2 separate regions of the Homo sapiens genome follow, and region 2 is linked to region 1. The links are chromatin loops, found by intact Hi-C in ENCODE. Cell type or tissue: PC-9. All regions are shown on one strand. Each heading gives the region's core, and the rest is flanking DNA. Links, peaks and the distances in the headings are about the cores only.

The links. A loop is a pair of places that touch in the nucleus more often than their neighbours do. Peaks named below come from ENCODE experiments on the same cell type or tissue, not always from the same donor. Only the 100,000 strongest peaks of a DNase experiment are listed, where the experiment ranks them.
Region 2: it touches region 1 in a loop (9-fold over the local background); 1 of 110 quality-filtered maps calls a loop at or near these places.

The regions. Positions count from the first base shown.
Region 1 is chr12:53,864,100-53,870,422 of GRCh38, reverse strand. All of the region lies in intron 4 of LOC105378250 (a long non-coding RNA gene), which reads right to left. Among named protein-coding and RNA genes, the nearest start is that of HOXC13, 72 kb to the left of the region's middle. RefSeq lists enhancers at 1,017-2,216, 2,435-2,604. In PC-9, for the core only: no CTCF peak of the experiment used is centred there; DNase peaks (open chromatin) are centred at 722, 1,742 and 2,592; H3K27ac peaks cover 3,362 bases.
Region 2 is chr12:53,801,221-53,807,543 of GRCh38, reverse strand. All of the region lies in intron 1 of LOC105378250 (a long non-coding RNA gene), which reads right to left. Among named protein-coding and RNA genes, the nearest start is that of CISTR, 52 kb to the right of the region's middle. In PC-9, for the core only: CTCF peaks have their summits at 2,668, 3,423 and 3,622; DNase peaks (open chromatin) are centred at 2,303 and 3,013; H3K4me3 peaks cover 508 bases; H3K27ac peaks cover 4,351 bases.

The DNA.
Region 1 (6,323 bases), core at 445-5,444:
CACTACGCTGTGCTACTGGTTCCCTGCAAGCTCTCAGAACTCTTCTTATCCATGCTTCATACTCGGAGAGAGTGAGGCAAGGGCAGATCTTAAGGCCAGCTGAATGAAGTTCTTTACATTGCCACTAGTAGGATTCAGAAGAATCAGGAATACACAGAAAATGCAGAGTTAGGAAACGTCGTCTAGAGAGGGAGAATGGAACAGGATTTGGAAGTAATGGAAGGTCAAGACTGATGAGAGAGGGAAAGGCATTCCAGGTAGATAAAACTGATATTTGAAGTCTCCATGCAAAGAAAGAATGAGATATGTTGGTGAGGAGCACAATAACAAAAGTGATAAAAATATGGAATACTAGCTCAGGCCAACAATACTCAGATAATGGAGCGCATTTCATCTAACACTAATTTTCCTCCTCTAGCACAAAGAAGATATGGGATCAAATTAATATCTGAGAAGCATTATAAAAGAACTGAGATAATTTTAGCTGGAAAGGTATAAGGGAGATGTGGATCTTCCTTTCCACAATGAAAAGAAATGAGCTAGAATTGCCATTAGGAAATTAAGATTAGGCATTGGGGCAATCAGCTGTGCGCTTTTACCTGAAAGAGGCCAAAGAGTCAGGAAATCTTGAAACAAGGTCTGAAGGAGACACCCTTCAGCCTGGCATGAGTTAAGTTCAGTCCTGCCTGGAGGCAGAGGGAGGGATGAAATGTCCTGTCATAGAGTCTAGAAGTCTGGATCAGGGCCAATTCATGGAAACAAAGCATCTCATTATGGAGAGAGGTGGAGAACAGCAGGAAAAATCTCCAGCCTATTTGTCTGGGACTTCAGAGCAGTGTAGAAGTTTTCTGGCTTGATCAGTTTTAGACTCTGATGATAATAACAAAAACAAATTTCAGTTAAACCAAAATGAAAGAATTTCCCATGATAATGCCATGAATCTTGGATCTCACTCACTGGGGAGGTTAAAACACCTGAGAACAACCAGCATGAACAACTTAGGCACTGTTGAGAATGAAAACAGAGAGGGATAAAAATTATTGCTAAGTTGGATGCAGCCATAAAAAAGAATGAAATCACGTCCTTTGCAGCAACATGGATGTAGCTGGAGGCCATTATCCTAAGTGAACTAACACAGGAATAGAAAACGAAATACCGCATCTTTTCACTTATAAGTGAGAGCTAAACATTGAGCGCACATGGACATAAAGATGGCAACAACAGACACTGGGGACTACTGGAGAGGGGAAGGAGGGAGAGGGGCAAGGAATGAAAAACTATCTACTGGGTACTATGCTCATTACCTGGGTGACGGGATCATCCATACCCCAAGCCTCAGCATCATGCAATTTAAAAAAAATTATTGCTAAGTTGGAAATTTAGGATTCGACTCTGAGGCCTTGGAGCTTGTCAGGGAGGGTTGGTTAAGTGAGGGTCCTCCCAGCCTAGTGGCTATGCGAGAACTTGCTTCTGGGAACCCATGGTGAAGGCTGGGTGTGTCTGAGCGTGTGCTGAATTCCTGGCTTCAATGACAGACTACCAGGCGGCTGAAGAGTCTGTCATTGCTGATGTCATCATATTTACAAGATTCATAGGTCCCCTCTCCAGAATGAGGGCCTCTCTGCCCCTGCTGCCATCTCCCACCACTGTGTGCACTGTATGAAGAAGCAGAGCATCGTGGGAGGCAGGGTGAGGGACTCCTGGGCGTGTCTGCCCACTCCCACCCAAGGAATGAGGAAATGATTGCTTGGATAATTCACACTGCACTTCCACTGTCCTGGTCATGGCTTCCATGTTGCAGGCTACATTCAGCTAGATTTAACAGTAGAATGTTCTCATAAGTGTGCTGTGGTGTAGTGGTTACCATGGTTACCTAACAGTGGAATCCCCTCACTTTAGAAAATCTTCAAAGAGAGATTTTGTATTTATCTGGGATGGAGGCAGAAGTATGGATAAGAGGATATCTTAAATTTTCCTTTCTTTTTCTTTTTTTTCTTTTTTTTTGAGCGTGTGTGTGTGCGTGTGTTTTGTTTTGTTTTGTTGAGACAGGGTCTCGCTCTGTCACCCAGGCTGGAGTGCAGAGGCATGAACAGGGCTCACTGCAGCTTCAACGTCCTGGGCTCAAGCAATCCTCTCACCTCAGTCTCCTGAATAGCTGGGACTACAGGCACGTGCTCCCACATCTGGCTTTTTGTTTTTAGTAGATACGGGGTCCTACTATACTGCTCTGGCTGGTCTTGAACTCCTGGGCTAAAGTGATCCTCCCGCTTTGGCCTCCCAAAGTGCTGGGATTACATGCATGAGCCATTGTACCCAGCCTCAGATTTCTATTGAAATACTCTACAATACTTTTCTGTCCTGTGCCTGTTAAAATCTATTTAAATTATCTTCCTGCCAACATCCTAGGGGTTCAAAAGAGTGTGGGTGCTTCGTCCGACTCCTTCAAGTAATTGTTTCTAGGCTCTGCCTCTAGAGATGCCATTAGAAAACTGATAGGCATGGGGAACCAGCTTCTCCCCAGAGAGTGAAACTCCCAAGCAACCAGTCCCACATTCCTCTCTGACTCATGCTCCCAACCCCCCACTGTGCCCTAAAGGTCAGTGGGCTGGGAAACAGGCCACATCTAGGACAACTGCTGCTGGAATAAGATGTCTATCCTGATAGCCAGGACTTACCTCCTCCCATCCTCAGCCCTGGGTAACTCCCTGGCCCGTGCCCCAAGTATTGTGATAAGATGCTACCAGTGATAAGAAGAGGATAGTCAACAAGGAATCTACCCTAGGGCTGACAGCCTCACTGGGGAGGTCATATCACAGGCTCCATGGATCATCTCTGATTCCTCCACTTGCCATAGCAGAGCATCCCCCTGGCCCCTGAGGAGGAGACACTTCTCATTATCTGAGTCAGTGGATGAGAGCAGAGGCCACATGATTTTGTCATTTGCTGAGTGTCTGCCATGTGCCAAGTCCTATGCTAAGTGCTAAGTATTCAATGGTGCACAAGCCTTGTATGTAGCTTACTGTCTAGTAGTAGAGGCCACCATTAAACAGTTTCACAAATGTAATTAGTGTTACAAAGAGAAAAGAGAAGTGAAATAAATCCTCATTGCTTTATCTTTGGATACCTACACTCATACACATACATACAAACACACCCTTTGAGTCTATCCCTGATGCTTGCTCTGACTCAGTGTTTCTGTCAAACCCAAGGCAGTGGAAGTATGGAGTCTGCAAAAATCCACAAAGTGGATAGTGCACAAATCAGGAATAAGGAGTTGACCCTATGCCAGTATGAAAATTCACCCCTGGCTATAAGTCTAGATATAAAAGTCATATCAAAATTGGTCACAAAATTCTATTTACACATCTAGGTTGAATAAATTTTATCTTCACTTCCTCAAAGCCACCCATCTCTGAAGCAAACGAGGCAAAAAAAAATTTTTTTAGAAACCAGAGGTGCACGCAACCATAGGGAAGAGAGGCCTTAAAAGATGGGTTTGAGTCACCCTTGCTTCCTCTCTCTATGTCCCGTTCTGATATCACTGAGTCTGGCCTGCAGACAGAGCTTTGGAGAGTCTTCTCATTCATTTCACTGCCTTCAAAATCTGCAGACAAATGCTAATTGACCCTATTCTTCTAGATCCTCAGATAGAGGGACTGCCCAGTTTCCTTCAGTAAACCATGCTGTTGGAAAGTTCTTCTTTGCTAATTCTATTTATTATTTCTCTACAAAATTAATTCCTTTCTTGATATTTTGTCTTTTAAATCTAAATATGCCAAGGGGAAGAGGTAGACACATTATAATATTTCCCCCTCATAATCTGAAAAGTATAAAAGCATAAACAATTTGAAAAGTGACCACCTCTTCTTTCTGCTTCAGAGAAAATTCCAGCAGAGGTTCAAGGTGAAAATATCACAAAAATTTGGGAAGCTAGGGCTGGGACTCTTCTCCTCTGCCATCAGTTAGCATAACCCAGGTTTGGAAGACCTCTGTGCAACAGGCTGGGAAAAATCCAGGGGCAGTTTCTAGGTGGTATTTCCTTCCTTCAAGTAAGGTGACTCCAGAAAGTTAAAGGTCAAGGGATAGATGCCAGGTGTAAAAGTTTCTTTGCTTTACTGTGAAACCTTTTCATACAGAAAAAATGGGTAGGCTGAATGAGGCAAGGAGCATGTGGCTGGTTAAGTTAAATTCTGCAGGCCATCATATGATTCCAGAATAGAACGAGGCAAAACAAAGTGTGGAGTCCATTTGGACAGATAATTACAACTGAAATTTAAACAATATTATAGAAAAATCTAGACATTAGGTTTACATTATACTTGGTCTTTATGCTTTACTTCATGTGAGAGGAGCACCTTAGTCATATAAAGTCAGAGTCCCAGAAACCTTAGTCTCTTGTTCTCAAAAGCTAAGGGGAAGAATAAACATTTTAGCCCTCCTGAAATTATTCTATTTATGGCCCTGCCTTCAGCTAGGAAGACACATCCTAGGTTGGTCATTTAGGTCCTCTAGCAATTTCATCCTAATTTCTCACTAAACCCATTTCTTTGGAATTTTCCAACTTAGAGCTATGCTTCAGCCAAGATAACACTTTCACTAACCCCCATAGCCTGACTCTTCTCACATTTAAGCCTCAGACTGAACAATGAATGTCTCTCATCACCTAGAGTGTTGTCTTCACAGACTGCTTCCCACAATCTCCCATCAAAACCCAGCTCAAATCCTTTTCTTGCAGAGTCTTCCCTTATAACTGCAACTAATTGAGATTACTTCTTTACTCCAGTTTAACTTAGCCATTTAGTTTCAACAACATGTAATTACATAAGCCTGCAGGTGAGTTCACATGTATGTGTTTCTATGGGACAGTGGGAGATTAGACTATCTAGTTTCCCCACTCCTCTCCTTGGGGTTCTTCAGTAAACGCTAAAATTATTTTTGAGATGGACTAACTGCTCATCACAGAATGAGACACAAAAACTATTCTGTATCAAGTTCTGAGAGATGGGCCAAAGATGAATAGCAATTTCAAGAATGGAGAGAATGGCTTACAGAGAAGAGATATCCTAATTCTGTACTCCATCAGAATTCACACTTATGACATTGTTTGGGAGCATTTGATTAAGTGTTTCTAGTATCAGACCAATATCTAAACTCCCATTCAGAAGGAGCATCGAGTATAAGCTTTATACAGGGGAGAAGCATGGTAACCTATAGCAGCGCCTAGCACATAACGCAGGCTCAGCCAGCATTTGTGGAAGGAAGGAAAGGTTGAAAGGGGGGCCTGAGAGGGCAAGGAAGGGATTGAGAGGGTCAGTAGGTTCTAAATCTCTCTTTATTGTCACTTGCTAAAGTTGGTTGACTTTCCAAGCAAGAGAAAGCCAGTCAATGATTTCTCTGACTAGAGGAACTGGAAGCTATGGGGATGAATATGAACTCTGGTTAACAGGAAAAGGAATATCAGTATGGGGAAGTTTCCCATACAATGGAAAACAAGATACAGATAAACAGAGAATTAATGCTGGAGTACCATCTTCGCTATCAATGCTGGGAGAATGAGGGGTAAGGACATTTATGGAAGCTAGTTAAAGTAGACTTTCCAGAGGAGGAAGAGGAGATAATAGACCAGAGCTTGGCAAGAACGAAGCTACAGGATTGAGCACACAAGAATAGGACAGAACAGAACAGCCGTGCAGACCATCAGAAATGACACAGGGTAACTATGGAAGGTTTATCTTAGCATGAAAAGGCTTTGTTGAAAGTCAGGAGAACTGAAATGGTGGGAGAGTGAGTAGTTGATGGGAGTACTGAGGAATGAAGATGAGCTTGATAAAGCTATACAACTCTGCTGCCATGGACATAAAAATGGGAGAACAAGGAAGAGTGTAAACTCTCTTTACAGGTGGGAGGGGGTTAAGAACTGAAAAACTCCCTACTGGGTATTATGCTCACTTCCTGGGTGAAGGGTTCAATTGTACTCCAAACCACAGCATCACATAATATACCTTTGTAACAAACCTGCATGTGTAGCCCTGAAATCTAAAATAAAAGTTGAAAACAAGAAAAAAAAACCTGGCTCTATTATCCAAATTAATTTATATTTCTTGAGCATCTCCTATGCAAGGCATTATGTTAAGCCCAGGAATATAAAGGGATATACAGTTAAAACATAAACAATCTTGGGGGAGTTAGTTTCAAATTGATACAAGATGGCAGAGAATAAGGAGGAAAAAAAGAAGAGAAAAAAATATATACAATTTCCACCTTCTCATAACCTACAAAATAGTAAAAGAGATAAATACATATGTAAATATTATTCTAGTAGT
Region 2 (6,323 bases), core at 716-5,715, 63 kb after region 1:
TCACGCAGGATCAGGCAGGGAAGAGGTCACTTGAATGAGGACTAGGACTCAGAATTGCCTCTCAGAGAGGCAAGAAGTGCCTCTCTGAGCCAAGAAGTGACGACAGAAGCTGCATGGAGTGAGTCTGCAGGTGCCAATGGAGAAGGTCTTGAAATTCTGTCGGAGGAGCTGAGATTTAAAAGAAGAAGAAATAGAGGCTCTGTGGTCAGAATGGTGCTTTAAGAAGCCAAGTCAAATCATAGTGGAAAGATGTCATGGGCTAGGAGGAAGGGGGTATGGGGAGCTCATGTTTAATGGGTATGGAGTTTCTGTTTGGGAAGATGAGAAAACTCTGGAGATGGATGGTGTTGATGGTTGCATAACAGTGTGAATGTATTTAATGTCACCAAACTGCATACCTAAAAATAGTTAAAATGGCACATCTTATGTATATTTTACTACAATTTAAAATCGCAGTGAAGGCATAAGCATTGCTATCTAAATGTGACTAAAATCCAAGCCCACCCTAGGCTGAGAACATGCTGAAAGACGGGCCTCCTGAAATGAAAACAAACTCTGACTCAATCCCTCCCCTCCCCCTTCACTCTTCTATCATAAGATAGGTTGCTTATGTTCTTAAGGATTTGAAAGAAAAACAACTCCATTACAAATGGGTTTCTGTTGTGCCTTTGAGCTCGACCTGTTCATCTTGAGTCATTACGAGCCGCTCTGCCGGTGCCATACATGCGTCTGCTCACTCTGCAGCCTGCAGATGAAACTGAAATGATGGGGGAAGGTAGGCTCTTAAAATGCCCAGGCTCAGAGTCCTTGGAAACATGCTGCTGTTTTCTGGCTCCACAAGGACATTAGGGAGAAGAGGGATGAGCTGAACTGGTAGAAAACGACAACAAACTGTGAAAACAACCTATCAGCCATCAAAGTTGGAAACATTCCCAAGAAGAAAAGAGTGGCTACCCTAGAGGCCAAGGCAGAAAGGCAGCAGCTCTGCCTAAGGAGGCAGGCATGGGAGACACAGAAAAAGAAGGAAAAAAGAAAGAGCAGGAAAAAAAGAGAAAGTGTATCCTTTCTCTTTAAAGAGAAGGAGCTAAAAACAATAGGATACCAGCACAATATATAAAAGTTTCTACCAGGCCCAGGCTGTGAAGACATGGGATTGCTATAGTAAAGGAGGGAACCTCAAGCTAGACAACTAGAAGAAATCCCTGACAGTATTAAGGGGAGCTGAGAAGGGAGATCAGGAAACCTAAAACATTTGCTTGGGTCAGTCTGGAGGCAGGTAGAAGAGAAAGGAAACCCTGGAAAGTCAGGCCGTTTTCCTGAAACCCGTTATGTGGATCCACTGAATGGAGAAGCAACAGACTGATACCCCATTGCCACCCATCCATCAAAGTTAGCCCAGAACGGGACTCCAGAGAGCTGGGAAGAGACTGGCCCTTCCTATCCTGGCATCCAGGAGAGTTCTCTGCCCCTAAGCAGCTTCTGTTCCTGCTCTCTGCCTCCTCCCTCAGAAGGTAATGGAGTGAATCGAGTCAGCTGCTCTTAAGTCATTAATAGGAGCAGAGCTTGATGATATGTTCTGACTCAGGCAACCTAGTCAGACTCTTCATCCCTCTTGGAAATCCATCATCTAGGATCAAGCATCACTATCGCTCTCCCATGTAATCCTCAGGCTCCTCCTGGACCATCATGCCAAATCCCTTGACTCCAATAATAATGCAAAGGAGCCGCATTGTGATGGGGGGATTTGTCCTCTGACTTATGTTTTCACACCTAAGTGCTTAAGGCCTCCTTTCTGAAGTTCTCCCTCAATCTCGATTACTGCAATAAGAGGCATTTTTTTCTTCAAGAAAATTGTTTAAAAGGGACATGGATCTCAGCTATAAAGATCAAAGAATTGTTTCCTATAAATAATAAGTAAATAGAAAAGAGAATAAGTTTGAGGCAATTCAGAGTTATTTAAAATTATCTTTTGAGCTGTTCTACTTGTAGGAGAAAAAAGTTCTCCATTCCCAACAAGAAGTTTAGAGAGAATCCTATCTAAGATTCACAAAGTTTTCAGAGGACTTTGACACCTATCATTTCAACCCGCCTTCACAAACATCGCAGGATATGAGGAAAGTGGACATTATGATACTCATTTTAAAAATAAAAAGTATAGGGGAGTAAATTAGAGCCCAGGGAATGATCTTAACTTCAGGAGTAACTAAGTCTAGGCATCAAGAAAAACTTGCCCTCTGTAGGAATTGTGAAACATTGGAATTCACTACTCAGGGAATGTGAGTCAATCCAACTCGTCATAGCTGAAAGAGGGCTTTGGAAAAACAAGGCCAAGGGGCTTCACTTGTCATATCATATCAAAATTGCTGTAGTACTTGTGTGTCTTCCCTGCTAGACCCTAAGCTTCCGCAGACAGCTCAGAGTCTGTGGCGGTTCACTGTTACAGCCTCAGAGCTAACCAGAGGGCCTGGCGTTAAACAAGTACTCAATAAATACGTGATGAAGGAAGGGGGAAGGGAGAAAGGAAAAAAGGAAGGTAGGAAAGGCTGAAGGGGGCGTGAGCAGAGGCTGAGAAGAAACTAGGGGAAGGAGAAGAGAGCTAAGGGGACCCAGGAATGGCACAGAAGCTACAGTAAACACGAGAGAAAAAAAAGGCAGGCCTTGGGGGGACACAGGAGCAAGAGAATTAGGGATTGCCAGGACACCAGTGAAAACAGAATGGAAGGAGGTCACAGAGAAAAATAGAAGGGTGTAGGGGAATGTCTGGGCAAGAAACATTCCCTTATGGCCCCAGCAGTTGGTGCCTCCTATTGGTGGCAGTTCCTTCTCCAGGATCCTGTAAACCAGAGGCTATGTCAGGAGCTAAGGACATGATGGCCAAGAAGAACTATGCACAGGACAAACAAGCAGGAGACAGGTATTTACTCAGCAAACATCTTGGAGCCTATTCTCCAAGGATGGAGGAGCCAGCTTTGGCAGCTGCTTTACTCTGAAGTCACTAGACAAGTCGGGCAGGTGGAAGGAATTCGGGGAGCACATAGGAGCTACTGTGCCTAAGACATGATCTCACTATGCTGGGCATCTGGGTACCCACCTCAACTGAGAGCCAATTACAAAATGGGTATGACTGGGGCAAAAGTCAGGGTACTCTTGGACAGGAAGCAAGTTTGAATCCTGGATGTGCTATGTATTTTTTTGGTGAGTCACTCAAACTTTCTGGCCCTCACGGGGAAAGTGGATAGAATTGGACAGCTAGGATTTTTACAATATCCAAGTCTTACAGGTTTGACACCTGCACATTTGGCAACATCTTTTTCACTGGCCTTTCCTACCCACCCACCATCATCAACCTCTTCTTCCTGATTCAGTCCCCAGTGCCCAATAGCAGGCACACTGTGTTGAGGCTCCTTGAAGAGCTGGAGAGATTTAGCATGTAGGAAATAGGTTCCTAGTGTTCCAGGGGGAATTTCAAGGAAGGTTACTGGACCATAGAGACCCAAACTTAGTCTCTGGTTTCAGAGAGGCCCATCCGTCTATACTCCAATTAGGATGGCACTGTTGTGAAGGCGCTTCCTGAAGTTCCAACCCACCCCACTGATAAGAAGTGTCTGGTTCCTGCTGCTGCTCTGTATCCACAAACTTCTTGCATGTACCTAGAGATACCAGAGGAGGTCGCTCAATTAATCTTGGAAGCTAGAGACACTGCCCTGCTAAAGACCCATACCCTCACTAACCTTCTCATCCCACCTCAGATCTTGATTCTTTTTTTTTTTTTTTTTTTGAGATGGAGTTTCACTCTTGTTCCCAGGCTGTAGTGCAATGGCACAATCTCGCTGTAACCTCCACCTCCCGGGTTCAAGCAATTCTCCTACCTCAGCCTCCCAAGTAGCTGGGATTACAGGCGCCTGCCACCATGCCCAGCTAATTTTTGTTTTTTTAGTAGAGACGGGGTTTCATCATGTTGGCCAGGCTGGTCTCAAACACCTGACCTCAGGTGATCCACCTGCCTCAGCCTCCCAAACTGCTGGGATTAGAGGAGATGAAAAGGTAGCATTTCTCACTTACAGCGTCTTCTGACATGCTGCAGAAATCAGGAAAATAGAAATAAATATTTCAGCTATCACCATGGAAACTGGCAGTTTCTATGTCTTCCCCTCATGCACACTCCCCATCAACTCTTTCCCTCCCACCTCTACGTCATATAAGCTCATAAGATTTCTCTTTGTGGTCAATCCACCAATTCATTTGGAACAAAGAACAGAAAAATAGCTAGTTTGGAGAAAATAGGCTGACCCCTGGCTTTCTAACCACTCCCCTAGGGCTGAGGTTCCCTCCCAGATCATCACGTCCTCTTCTCTCACACACAGCCCCACTCTCATCTCACCATCCCTCTGGTGCCTTCTCCCTATGCTCACATAGATCCCCCCAGATAGAACTCCTGTCCTATTCGTCCCCAAATGTGGGTCCTTTAGCTTCAAAAGCCTTCAGTTCAGACCCCCCTCAGCCTCAGACTGCCATGCTCTGAATCCAGCTGCCTTCATCCCCATCTAGACCCATTCTTCATGCCACCTGCATGCAGACGTACCATGTTCACAGTCCCAGAGCCTCTCATTCCCACCCAGGTACTCTCCATTCTTAATATTCTACAATTCAGGGTCCTCCTATCGTTCTGCATATTCTCAAGCACTTCCTTATTAAAAGGAGTCTTTAAAAATATTGATATTTCCCATCATTCGTTCCCCATTCTCACCCATCCCCCCACCAAGTCTTAATTCAGTCTCCATATTGAATGTTTGAACACCTGTGCGCCCTTGAGAGAAGAGAGGGAGAAGGGAAATCTCTCTCAGTGCTCTCTTCCCCTTTCCCTCGTCCTGCCCCAGTGCCCAGTGTGGGCTGTGAGACTTAATTAGCCTTCCCAGATTACTCTAAGATTCTTGAGGGAGGCTCCAAAGACTATTCTGTGCTGGGAGAAATTTTATCGGCGTCTTTTACGGCTTTGTTTGTTCTTCAATTTCTCCAGCTCGGACTCTTTATCCGAGTCTCTTCAGTCATAAAACAACCTCAAAAGGACAAGCTGAAACCCAACTACCTAGAACCACCTTGATGCCTGCCCCTCGCCCCACCCCATGATTGAAAAGGGGCCCCTGGATCCCTATGGTTGCCCCTGCAATCTCCCCTACCCACCCACCAAGCACCCATCCCAAAACATGGTATTCCACTGCCCAACCTCTCCTATCTGGGAAAATGGAAACAGAGGATGACTCAGGGGGTCAGGGAGGATCAAGGCTTGTTTAGAGCTTTGAGATCTCTGGATGAAAAGTAAAAAGGGTGGGGAGTTGTGAAAAAGTCAGGTGAAGCGTCTGGGGCTCAAGAGTAAATCACTGTCCACCCCACCCACCCACTTCCCAGACTGAGGTTCTTAGTCTTTCATAGGTGTGTAAAACAGATTTGCATTGAAGCATGAGCACTTTAAGCTAGCCTGTGCAGAACTGCCCAAGCCTTTGCTGCTTCTGTAGGGAGCTGAAAATTGAGAAGACAAACATGTGCCTAAGATAGCCTCCATCTGTTTCAGCCAGATGACCTAAAATGTGTTCATGTAAGTCCAGCCTATTACTGTTCTGGTCAAGATCTGGACTTCCATAGAGAAAGGAAGACTTACAGAGGACTAAGAATAAGATCTGTTATGTTTCTAGAGGGTTATTTAACCTTGTCTCTCAAGAACAAGACACTAAAGAGCTGGTAACAACATCAGAAGATGTTAAAGTGGCCCTATTGTATACTATCTCCTTCCCAAAGTTACCTTCAACTTTCCAGTTTTCCCTCTCGACACTGTTTTCCCTCAATTATCTCATCCATTTCATGGCTTCAATTTTTACTTCTGTGTGGGTGAGTTCTGAATCTGTTCTTCCAGAGCTGGTCACATTCCCTATAGTCTCCCACTTCTAGTGTATGATGAATGGGGGCTCCACCAGCACCTTAAACCGACTTAATTTAAAATGTAATTTACACTCCCTTCAAAACCAGGCTCTTCTTCTAGCATCCTCTTTTTCTGTTAGTGGTACCACTATTCTACTAATAATCAAAGCTGAGAACCTCTACCCTCATCTTTGACTCCTCTTTATTTTCCCTTTTCTCCCGTCTTACCCACCCTCCCCACCGCTACGCCACCAAAGTCCATTAGTAACCAAGTTTTGTTCATCACATTTTCACAATGTTGGTACTTCCATCCATGCATTTCTATTTGCATGCCATGGTCCTAGTTTAGTCTTTTAGCATTTATCATCTAAGCTTCTACATAAGCATCCTAAAAGTTCTCCCTGCCTCTC